Regions from separate parts of the Homo sapiens genome. Here region 2 is linked to region 1. Evidence: read pairs that join two places in POLR2A ChIA-PET (ENCODE). Cell type or tissue: OCI-LY7. All regions are shown on one strand. Each heading gives the region's core, and the rest is flanking DNA. Links, peaks and the distances in the headings are about the cores only.

The links. ChIA-PET counts read pairs that join two places held together with the same protein. Peaks named below come from ENCODE experiments on the same cell type or tissue, not always from the same donor. Only the 100,000 strongest peaks of a DNase experiment are listed, where the experiment ranks them.
Region 2: POLR2A ChIA-PET joins it to region 1 with 5 read pairs; 2 of 35 experiments call an interaction of 5 or more read pairs at or near these places.

What each region holds. Positions count from the first base shown.
Region 1 is chr1:155,879,236-155,884,573 of GRCh38, forward strand. SYT11 (synaptotagmin 11) reads left to right here. Exons shown (of 4, transcript NM_152280.5): 3 at 1,265-1,388; 4 at 1,963-5,338. The coding sequence ends at 2,273. Among named protein-coding and RNA genes, the nearest start is that of SYT11, 22 kb to the left of the region's middle. In OCI-LY7, for the core only: CTCF peaks have their summits at 3,854 and 4,175; DNase peaks (open chromatin) are centred at 3,226, 4,426 and 4,946; H3K4me3 peaks cover 2,452 bases; H3K27ac peaks cover 5,000 bases.
Region 2 is chr1:155,418,542-155,423,878 of GRCh38, forward strand. The region is part of intron 5 of ASH1L (ASH1 like histone lysine methyltransferase); the gene reads right to left. It also overlaps the pseudogene RNU6-1297P. Among named protein-coding and RNA genes, the nearest start is that of MIR555, 75 kb to the left of the region's middle. In OCI-LY7, for the core only: no CTCF peak of the experiment used is centred there; no DNase peak of the experiment used is centred there.

The DNA.
Region 1 (5,338 bases), core at 339-5,338:
GTGAAATCCTGTCTTTACTAAGAATACAAAAATTAGCCGGGCATGGTGGCGGGCACCTGTAATCCCAGCTACTCTGGAGGCTGAGACAGGAGAATCACTTGAACCTGGGAGGCAGAGGTTGCAGTGAGCCGAGATCACGCCACTGCACTCCAGCCTGGGCGACAAGAGCGAGCCTCTGTCTCAAAAAAAAAGTTATTGGAGGACTAGAGGTTTTTTCAAGCTCAAAATGGAGCCTAGCATCACATTTAAAGATGGAGAAACAAAGATCAGGGTGCTGGGGAGGAAGCTGACTTGGCTGGAGAAGATACACTGGAGTGCACATTGGGGTGGGCAGAGCAGGTGTGGATATTCACCCTGTGAAATGCAGGGACAGGTTCAGGGACTTGCCCAAGGACATGTGGTGAGTAAGTGGCAAGGTTAAGATTCAAACCCAGTTCTCCTACCTCCCACTGTACAGTCTTCAGAACTTTTTAAAGGATAAGAACCAAATGAGAGGATGCACTTCTATAGTGCGCACTATGTGCTGGGCACCATTGCAGTTTACAAATTTTAACTTATTTAATCCTTCTGATAATGCTATGTGGTAGGTACAACCTTTCACCCACATTTTATAGGTGAGGAAACTGAAGTACAGAGATGTTGAGTAACTTGTCCAAGGTCACAGATAAGAAATAGCAACTGGGCATGGTGGCTTATGCCTGTAATCCCAGCATTTTGGGAGGCTGAGGCGGGAGGATCACTTGAGACCAGGAATTCAAGACCAGCCTGGGCTACACAGTGAGACTCTGTGTATAGAAAAAAGAAAAATTAGCCAGATGTGGTGGCACACACCTGTAGTCCTAGCTACTCAGGAGGCTGAGGTGGGAGGATTGCTAGAGTCCAGGAGATGGAGGCTGCAGTGAGCCAAGATCACGTCACTGAATTCCAATCTGGGCAACAGAGTGAGAACCTGTCTCAAAAAAAAAGAGAAATAGTCAGGATTTGAATCCAGGCTAATCTGGCTCCAGAGGTCATGCTCATAAATCCAAGGCTATGTGGGCTCTCCATGCAAATTATTTAATATCAGAATTATGGTTATAATGTTTCCTTTCTCCCTCCTTGTTAAATAAAATCATAACACCTTTCCAGGGGATGAGCATCTTTCCAAAAAACTTATCATCCCTGCACTTGTCCTCCCCCAGACTCTTCCCACTGCTCTGCACACTTTTTGTGCTCTGCCCTGCACCCTCTGCCAGGATTCTCACCTGCCATTTTTTCCTCACAGAAGTGCATCAGCAGAGGGGAGCTCCAGGTGTCTCTGTCATATCAGCCTGTGGCACAGAGAATGACAGTGGTGGTCCTCAAAGCCAGACACTTGCCGAAGATGGATATCACCGGTCTCTCAGGTAGCAGCTATTTACTTCAACCTATTTCTTACTGTCTGAACCATCCCCGACTCCTTGCCTGTGGCCCAGATAGACCTCCACACTTCAAGATCCTTGCCTCTTTCACTTTTAATCTGCTCCTCTTTCTGTAGACATTCTCTTCCTGATGAGTATCTACGTCCAATAGATTTCCCTGGCTAGGAAGATTCTTCAGTTGAACAAATGGGGTCTTTACATTTGGCAAGGTATCCTAAATAATATTCATGCCAGGTGCTAAGAGAGACTTCTCAAAAAGGCTGCAGGCATTTGTCTCTGTGCCCTTTAATATACTTCTTGGTATCATGGGATTTCTTCAGACCTAACCTGAGAAAGTTGTTCTGTTCTATTCCTGCTTGGTTTCCTTGGCCCCTCATCCAGGCAGGCAGACTCACATATAGTCAGTGTGTGTTTATTGTGCAATCACTAAAGAACACATGGGATGGCCATCAAAGATACGAACAACAGAGCCCCCCCTTTCCCAACATGAAATTACCATTACATAGGAGAGGACTGTGTCATAGGTCTGTCTCCCTTTTTCTTATCTCTTTGGGGGCCCCAGATCCTTATGTCAAGGTGAACGTCTACTACGGCAGAAAGCGCATTGCCAAGAAGAAAACCCATGTGAAGAAGTGCACTTTGAACCCCATCTTCAATGAATCTTTCATCTACGACATCCCCACTGACCTCCTGCCTGATATCAGCATCGAGTTCCTCGTTATCGACTTCGATCGCACCACCAAGAATGAGGTGGTGGGGAGGCTGATCCTGGGGGCACACAGTGTCACAGCCAGTGGTGCTGAACACTGGAGAGAGGTCTGCGAGAGCCCCCGCAAGCCTGTGGCCAAGTGGCACAGTCTGAGCGAGTACTAATCCTGTTCTTCTCTCCTCTAATCCCCGGGGGCCAAGCTGGGGAGGGATGTGGAGGGGAAAAAGATGACAGAGAAGTGGACTCCAAACCTCATTTTAGTTGTAGAAGAAAATTTCTTACAAAACAAATTCCACAAAGAACACCCTATATGACCACAGCTGCAGATCAGTTCTTAGCAATGATGTTTTTTTTTCTGCTTTGCAAGGCGCTAGAATCTTTTATTTTACTTTATTTTTTTTGAGGTGGAGTTTCGCTCTTGTTGCCCGGGCTGGAGTGCAATGGTGAGATCTCAACTCACTGCAACCTCTGCCCTCCAGGTTCAAGTGATTCTCCTCCCTCAGCCTCCCAAGTAGCTGGGATTACAGGCACCCACGAGCATGCCCGGCTAATTTTTTGTATTTTCAGTAGAGATGGGTTTCACCATGTTGGCCAGGCTGGTCTCGAATTCCAGACCTCAGGTGATCCACCCGCCTCGGCCTCCCAAAGTGCTGGGATTACAGGTGCGAGCCACCGTGCCCGGCCTCTGGTTTTGTTTTGTTTTTTTTTTTTAATGGGGGACAAAAGAGAGGGAAAGACCCCTATAAATCTATATATAACAATGTAACCATATACTTGCATGTCTAATACAAACTGAAGAAATTAGCCTAACTGCCAATATCAAGTTGCAGATTTTAATCCATGGAAATTGTGTTTTGTGCTGAATTGTATTTGCTGATTACCTGAAATTGGCTTCTTTTTATTGGGCTTCTCTGGAGAATTTCTCCCACTCCCCACCTCTGCAGAAGAAAATTTTGCTCTTATAAAACCTCATGTTTTCATCATTCCCATCTTTTCTTTTTATTGCCTCTTATATCTCTGCTCTTTGACCTCAAGGTCTAGAGGTCTGCAGTAAGCCAAGAAACAAAGGTGGGGTGGATGAGGCAAGGTTTGCAGGAGAAAGAGGAATTGAGAAATGGGGTATTTTTGCTATCAGCTCTTCTGCTATGAAGTAGTAAAAGGCAGTCTATAATTAACTGACAGACCTAACTGAAGCACAGAGAATACATCAGACTTATGCATCCAAGACATCAGAACTTGGATTTTATCAAACTTGATGACTTCTCTAAAAGGAGCTTTGGAAACTTCAAATTCAGCTATAGGATAGTACCAATGAACACATCCAGCTGATCCCAAAAGCTGTTTTCAGGTATAAGGACAAGGAGAGGAGACAAGTGACGACAGCCATTCCCCTTTGCAGCTATCTACTGTAGTGACAGCCATTTCTTGGTTGATGGGTTGGAAGTCATCAGAGGTTTGAAGAATTACACTGGCCTTTGTTTTTCTGGAAATGCCGACCATGGAGATGCTTTAGAGTCTTCTCAAATAGCTTAGATGTTGTAATGAGGTTAGCTTTGCTTCATAAAACAGGGGCCCTCAGAAGTTCTCCTTAAATTTTTCAATAAAAATTTAGCTCTTAAAAAAATAACAGTGTGACTGAGTGAATGAAGATAAGTTGGATTCTTTCAGAGCATTCTTTTCCTCAAAACGAGCTGCATAATTCTTGGAATTTATGTCTTACCACATGGTGGAGGGATGGAGGAACTACAGGATGCAATTCTTCTTCTACCAATGGGCAATAGAGGTTGAGAGAGATTCAGCATCTTTCTGGGATTAGAATTCAAGTCTCTTTACTCCTACAGCAGCTGTGTCTCCAACGTTGAGACTTTGCAGATGGCACAGACTCCATGGATAATAGGTAAACTTGGGGCCGGGCGCAGTGGCTCACGCCTGTAATCCCAGTATTTTGGGAGGCCGAGGTGGAAAGATCGCTTGAGCCCAGGAGTTCAAGACCAGCCTGGGCTACATGACGAAACTCCATCTCTATCAAAAATACAAAAAATTAACTAGGTGTGGTGCTGCACGCCTGTGGTCCCAGCTATTCAGGAGGCTGAGGTGGGAGGATCATTTGAGCCCAGAGGTAGAGGCTGCAGTGAGCCATGATCATGCCACTGCACTCTGGGCTGGGTAACAGAGTGAGATCCTGTCTCAAAAATTAATTAATTAATTAATTAAAATAAACTAGGTAAACTTGGATAGGCAGTAGATATTTTTGCCCACCTGAGGAGGAACTCAGTCAAGCTGTTGCTTAACAGCTTGATCCAGGGCGTGAAAGGTTAGTTGAGACTGAAGTGTTCACTTCCATAGAAGAACATCACTTTTAACCTTGCTTTGGCGAAGGGAGTCGGAAAGCTGAGTCTCTATGGACGGGGGGGTGATCTTGCTTTCAGTGTTCCCTCAGCTTTTGTGGATTTAAAACCATTCTGCTCCCCCTAAACCTTTTGTTTGATTTCAGCCCATGTTCTTGACAATGCAGAGCAATTCTGAGCAGTCACAAAGCCTACTCTCTGTTCTTGTCCCTGCCAACCCCCACCCCCCATAATCTGACTCACAACTTCACCATCAGTTGGGGTCATACCACTAGTCTCTGTCCTATACCCCATGAAATGTAAATACTGTATCATAAGTAGAAGAAAATAATTTTTGTTTTCTAAAAATGCATTTTGAGATAGTTTAATGTAAATCTGACAGGAGCATTCTGAAGCCCCATTAGGAAAAAATTTAAATGGTTCCTCTTCATCGCCTTAATGTCTAAAGATCAGAAATCGCTGAGCAAACCCGCTTTTGTTTCCTTCCCAGAAACAATGCAAAACAACAGGTGGAGATAGTCTGGTCTTTGCCCTGCTGTGTGTGCCTCTGTAGCTCCTCCTGACAAACGTCTGGGAAAACAGCCTCACCCCACTCTCCTCTCTCTTCCCCATTTCCTTGTAGCTTTATTCCTTGCATCTTTGGGTCTACTGAGCAGTGGGTGCTGAGGTGACAGGGGAGGAACCAGTTGTTCTGTAGCCTAGGAACTGCCTCAGTGTCTTTGCCAGAAAAAGGCAAAGAGGCGGACAGTGCAGGGCTCCTCCCTCCTACCTCAGGCCTGATCCATCGTGCCCTTGACTTTGCCGTCTCAAAGTTTCTTAGCTGACTTTGGCTTTCACATTTGTTCTTTCCAGAGCTAACTGATAAGAGTGGAGGAGGAATG
Region 2 (5,337 bases), core at 338-5,337, 460 kb before region 1:
ATTGGACACTTGTAAAGGAAAACAACAAAAACCAGATATACAATGATGTAACATTCACAAAATAAAAAATTCACAATGAAAAAAATTGAGAATTATGGCTAAAAAGTTTCCCAAAATGATAAAAAGCATAACCTCAGAGTTAGAAGAAAGTAAGCAAACCATAGGCAGGATAAATAAAACAAGGTCCAGTATATCGTAATAAACTTGTTAAAAACTACTGATGAAGAAAACAAAAGAAGCTAAAGAGGCTGGGCGCAGTGGCTCACGCCTGTAATCCCAGCACTTTGGGAGGCCGAGGTGGGTGGATCACGAGGTCAGGAGATTGTGACCATCCTGGCTAACACGGCGAAACCCCGACTCTACTAAAAATAAAAAAGAAATTAGCCAGGCGTGGTGGTGGGTGCCTGTAGTCCCAGCTACTCGGGAGGCTGAGGCAGGAGAATGGTGTGAACCCGAGAGCTTGCAGTGAGCTGAGATCGCACCACTGCACTCCAGCCTGGGAGGGCAAATAAATAAATAAATTAATTAATTAAACAAAAAAGCAGCAGCTAAAGAGAAAACACACGTTATAAAAAGGGGCCGAGCACAGTGGCTCATGCCTGTAATCCCAGCACTTTGTGTGGCTGACGCAGGAGGATTGCTTGAGCCCAGGAGTTCAAGACCAGCCTGGGCAACATAGCAAGACCCATTTCTTAAAAAAATAATAATAATAAAAAAGTTTAGATCTCATATCCAAAACAGTGCAAACCAGAAGACAATGTAATGACATCAAACAGTGTTAAAAGGAGAGGCAAAGGGGAAGCTTATCAAAATAGAAATCAAAATAAAACAAAAACATTAAAAAAAAAAAAAGATGTGCTTGATTCAGCAGCACATATACTAAAATTGGAACAATACAGAGATGAGCATGGCCCTGGTGCAAGAATGATATGCAAACTTGTGAAGTGTTCCATATTTTTAAACAAAGCATTTTACTTAAAAAATAATACAGGTGATTCTTGTTCCACACAAAAATCGAACAGATGCACATCTACCTCTCATTTTACTAAGTACAACTAAAAACTCTGGAAATTGTCTATAAAATAAACATAAGCAAATGTACTGGCAATGACCAGGCAGGAAGTTTCCCAGATATTTGATTTGCCTCATATGTACAGGTTAAATTGCATAAAGTTTCCCTATTATTAAGGACAAGGCAAACATATGCTTTCATCATATATGTTCAGTATCATAACAGAGGTCCTAGCCAGTGCAAAAAGGCCAGAAAAAGAAAACAATATTGAAAAGGAAGAATTACAAACTATCTCTACTCACACATTGTGTGATTGTCTATATAAAAACACCCAAAGACTCTACAAAAGAGAAAGTACTACAATTAGTGAAATACACAACAATGTTGCAGAATCCAAGGTCAAATTCAACTGTATTTGTATGTTCTATCAATGAGAAAACTGAAATCAAAATTAAACAATGCTACTTAAACAGTAGAATAGTAGCCAGGCAGGGTGACTCACTCCTATAATCCCAACACTGTGGGAGGATGAGGCGGGCGGACCACCTAAGGTCAGGAGTTTGAGACCAGCCTGGTGAACATGGTGAAACCCCGTCTCTACTTAAAATACAAAATACAAAAATTAGCTGGGTGTGGTGGCACACACCTGTAGTCCCAGCTTCTCAGGAAGCTGAGGCAGGAGAATCGCTTGAACCCAGGAGGTGGAGGTTGAATTGAGCCAAAATGGTTCCATCTTGGCTGGGCAACAGAATGAGACTCCATCTCAAAAAAAAACACTCCAGCCTGGGCAACAGAATGAGACTCCATCTCAAAAAAAAAAAAAAACAAAAACAAAAAAACAAGAAAAGCATTAAATGCTTAGATATAAATCAAACAAAATAATACAGAAATATAATTTCTTTATAAATGTATAAATATAATAAAGTACAAATTTAAAAGAAAACCAAAATATAAATCTAACAAATACATGCAGTACATAAGAGTATAAACAAAACAATGAATTTAAAAAAAAAAAGGCCAGGTGTGGTGGCTCATGCCTGTAATCCCAGCACTTTGGGAGGCCGAAGTAGGTGGATCACTTGAGGTCAGGAGTTTGAGACCAGCCTGGCCAACATGGTGAAACTCCATCTCTACTAAAATATAAAAATTAGCCAGGCATGGTGCCAGGCACCTGTAACCTCAGCTACTCGGGAGGCTGAGGCAGGAGAATCACTTGAGCCCGGGAGGTGGAGGTTGCAGTGAGCCAAGATCGCACTACTGCACTTTAGCCTAGGTGACAGAGCAAGGCTCCATTAAAAAAAAAAAAAAAATCAAAGATAACCTAAAATAAATGCAGTAACATACCATGTCCATGGATGTCCATGGAATTAAACACTGAATGTCATTAAGATGGCAATTTCTGTCCAGGCTTGGCAGCTTTCACCTGTAATCCCAGCACTTTGGGAGGCTGAGGCAGGAGGATCACTTGAGCCCAGAGGTTGGAGACCAACCGAGGCAACATAGTCAGACCCCATCTTTGCAAAAAATTTTAAAAAACTAGCCAGGTGTGATGGCTTACACTTGTAGTCCCAGCTACTGAAGAGGCTAAAGTGGGAAGACTGCTTAAACCTAGGAGGTCAAGGCTGACAGTAAGCCATTGCACTCCAGCCTGGGCAACAGAGGAAGATTCTGTGTCTTAAAAAAAAAAAAAAAAAAAAAAAGTTGGTGATTGCAACTTTCCCCCAAACTGATCTATAGATCTAACACAATCTCAAGTACCAACAGTTTTTTTTTTTTTTTTTTTTTTTGAGAAAATGCCAAGATAATTCACAAATTGCTATGGAAAGACAAAACCTAAGGCCAGGCATGGTGGCTCACGCCTGTAATTCCAGCACTTTGGGAGGCCGAGGCAGGTGGATCACGAGATCAGAAGATTGAGACCATCCTGGCTAACACGGTGAAACCCCGTCTCTTCTAAAAATAGAAAAAATAGCCGGGCATGGTGGTGGGTGCCTGTAGTCCCAGCTACTCGGGAGGCTGAGGCAGGAGAATGGCATGAACCCGGGAGGCAGAGGTTGCAGTGAGCCGAGATCACGCCACTGCACTCCATCTTGGGCGACAGAGCAAGACTCCATCTCAAAAAAAAAAACTAAAAAAAAATTGGAGGATTTATCTAATTTCAAGACTTACTGTAAATGTATTGTAATCAGGACAATGTGATACTAGCTACACAAAATAAATGTAGAACAACGTAATAGAGTGTAGAAATAGATACACATATGACTAATTTTTTTTTTGAAAAATTGTGGTAAAATGCATATACCATAATATCTACCTTTTAAACCATTTTAAGTGGTCTGGACAGTTCAGTGACATCAAAGTACATTCACATTGTTGTACAACCATCACCAGTATCCATCCATCTCCACATCTTTTTCATCCTCCCAGACAGAATAACTGATCCTATTAAAGAAAAACTCTATTCCATCCTCCCTCCAACCCCTAATAACCAATATTCTACTTTCCGCCTGTATGAATTTGTCTATTCCAGGTTCCTCATACTAGTGGAATCATAAAATATATGTCCACTTGTGTCTGGCTTACTTCACTTTTATTCTTTTTTGAGTCAGAGTCTCATTCCGTCAACCAGGCTGGAGTGCAGTGGCACGATCTCGGCTCGCTGCAACCCTACCTCCTGGGTTCAAGCGATTCTCCTGCCTCAGCCTCCCGAGTAGCTGGGATTACAGGGTCACACCACCACGCCCAGCTAATTTTTTTTTTTTTTTTTTTTTTGAGATGGCATCTTGCTCTTGTAGCCCAGGCTGGAGTGCAATGGCATGATCTCGCCTCACTGCAACCTCCGGGCCACCAGGGTCTGCTAATTTTTGTATTTTTAGTAGAAGCGGGGTTTCACCATGTTTGCCAGGCTGCTCTTGAACTCCTGACCTCAGATGATTTACATGCCTCTGCCTCCCAAAGTGGGAGGCATGCCTGGGATTACAGGCATGAGCCACTGCGTCCGGCTGCTAATGATTTTCTTAATAGCATCTGGGAACTTGTCTACTGCCTCTTGGTTGGCAGAAGCTTCTCCTTTTACCTTGATTTTTTCTTTTTCTTTCTGTTTTTTTTTTTTTGAGACTGAGTTTTACTCTGCCGCTGAGGCTGGAGTGCAGTGGCGTGATCTCGGCTCACTGCAGCCTCCACCTCCTGGGTTCAAGCGATTTCTCCTGCCTCAGCTTCCTGAAGAGCTGAGACTACAGGCACCCGCTACCACGCCTGGCTATTTTTTTGTGTTTTTAATAGAGACAGGTTTCACCATGTTGACCAGGCTGGTCTTGAACTACTGACTTCAAATGATCGCCTGCCTCGGCCTCCCAAAGTGCTGGGATTACAGGCGTGAGCCATTGAGCTGGCCTTTCTTTTTTTTTTTTTTCAGACGGAGTCTCGCTTTGTTGCCCAGGCTGGAGTGCAGTGGTGCGATCTCGGCTCTCTGTAAGCTCTGCCTCCCAGGCTCAAGCAACTCTCCCTGCCTTAGCCTTCCGAGTAGCTGGGATTACAGGTACCTACCACCATGCCCAGCTAATTTTTGCATTTTTAGTAGAGACAGTGTTTCGTCATGCTGGCCAGGCTGATCACAATCTCCTGACCTCAGGTGATCTACCCACCTCGGCCTCCCAAAGTGTTGGGATTACAGGCGTGAGCCACCACGCCTGGACATGTATGCTTTTTTAAGGCAATCCTGCATCCACATAAAAACTGCATTTTCGGCCAGGCATGGTGGCTCACACCTGTAATCCCAGCACGTTGGGAGGCCGAGGCAGGCAGATCACGAGTTCAGGAGATTGTGACCATCCTGGCCAACATGGTGAAACCCCGTCTCTACTAAAATGCAAAAAATTAGCCGGGTGCGGTGGTAGTCCCAGCTACTCGGGAGGCTGACGTCGGGGAATTGCTGGAACCCGGGAGGCAGAGGTTGCAGTGAGCCAAGATCGTGCCACCGCACTCCAGCCTGGCGACAGAGCAAGACTCTGTCTCAAAAACAAAACAAAACAAAACAAAAACAAAAAAACCCCTGCATTTTCAATATGAGATAAAAAGATACCTTGGAAAAAGTACTAAGTTTTCGCACTTGCTGGCACAGCTACGGTGATGGCTTTGCAAAATTCCTTTTCTTTTTTCAAGTCCTTATGCTAGATTCATTTATCTTTCTTCTTTTGAGACGGAGTCTCAGTCTCTCGCTCAGGCTGCAATGCAATGGCGTGATTCGGCGCACTGCAACCTCCACCTCCCAGGTTCAAGCAATTAACCTGCCTCAGCCTCCGGAGTAGCTAGGATTACAGGCGCCC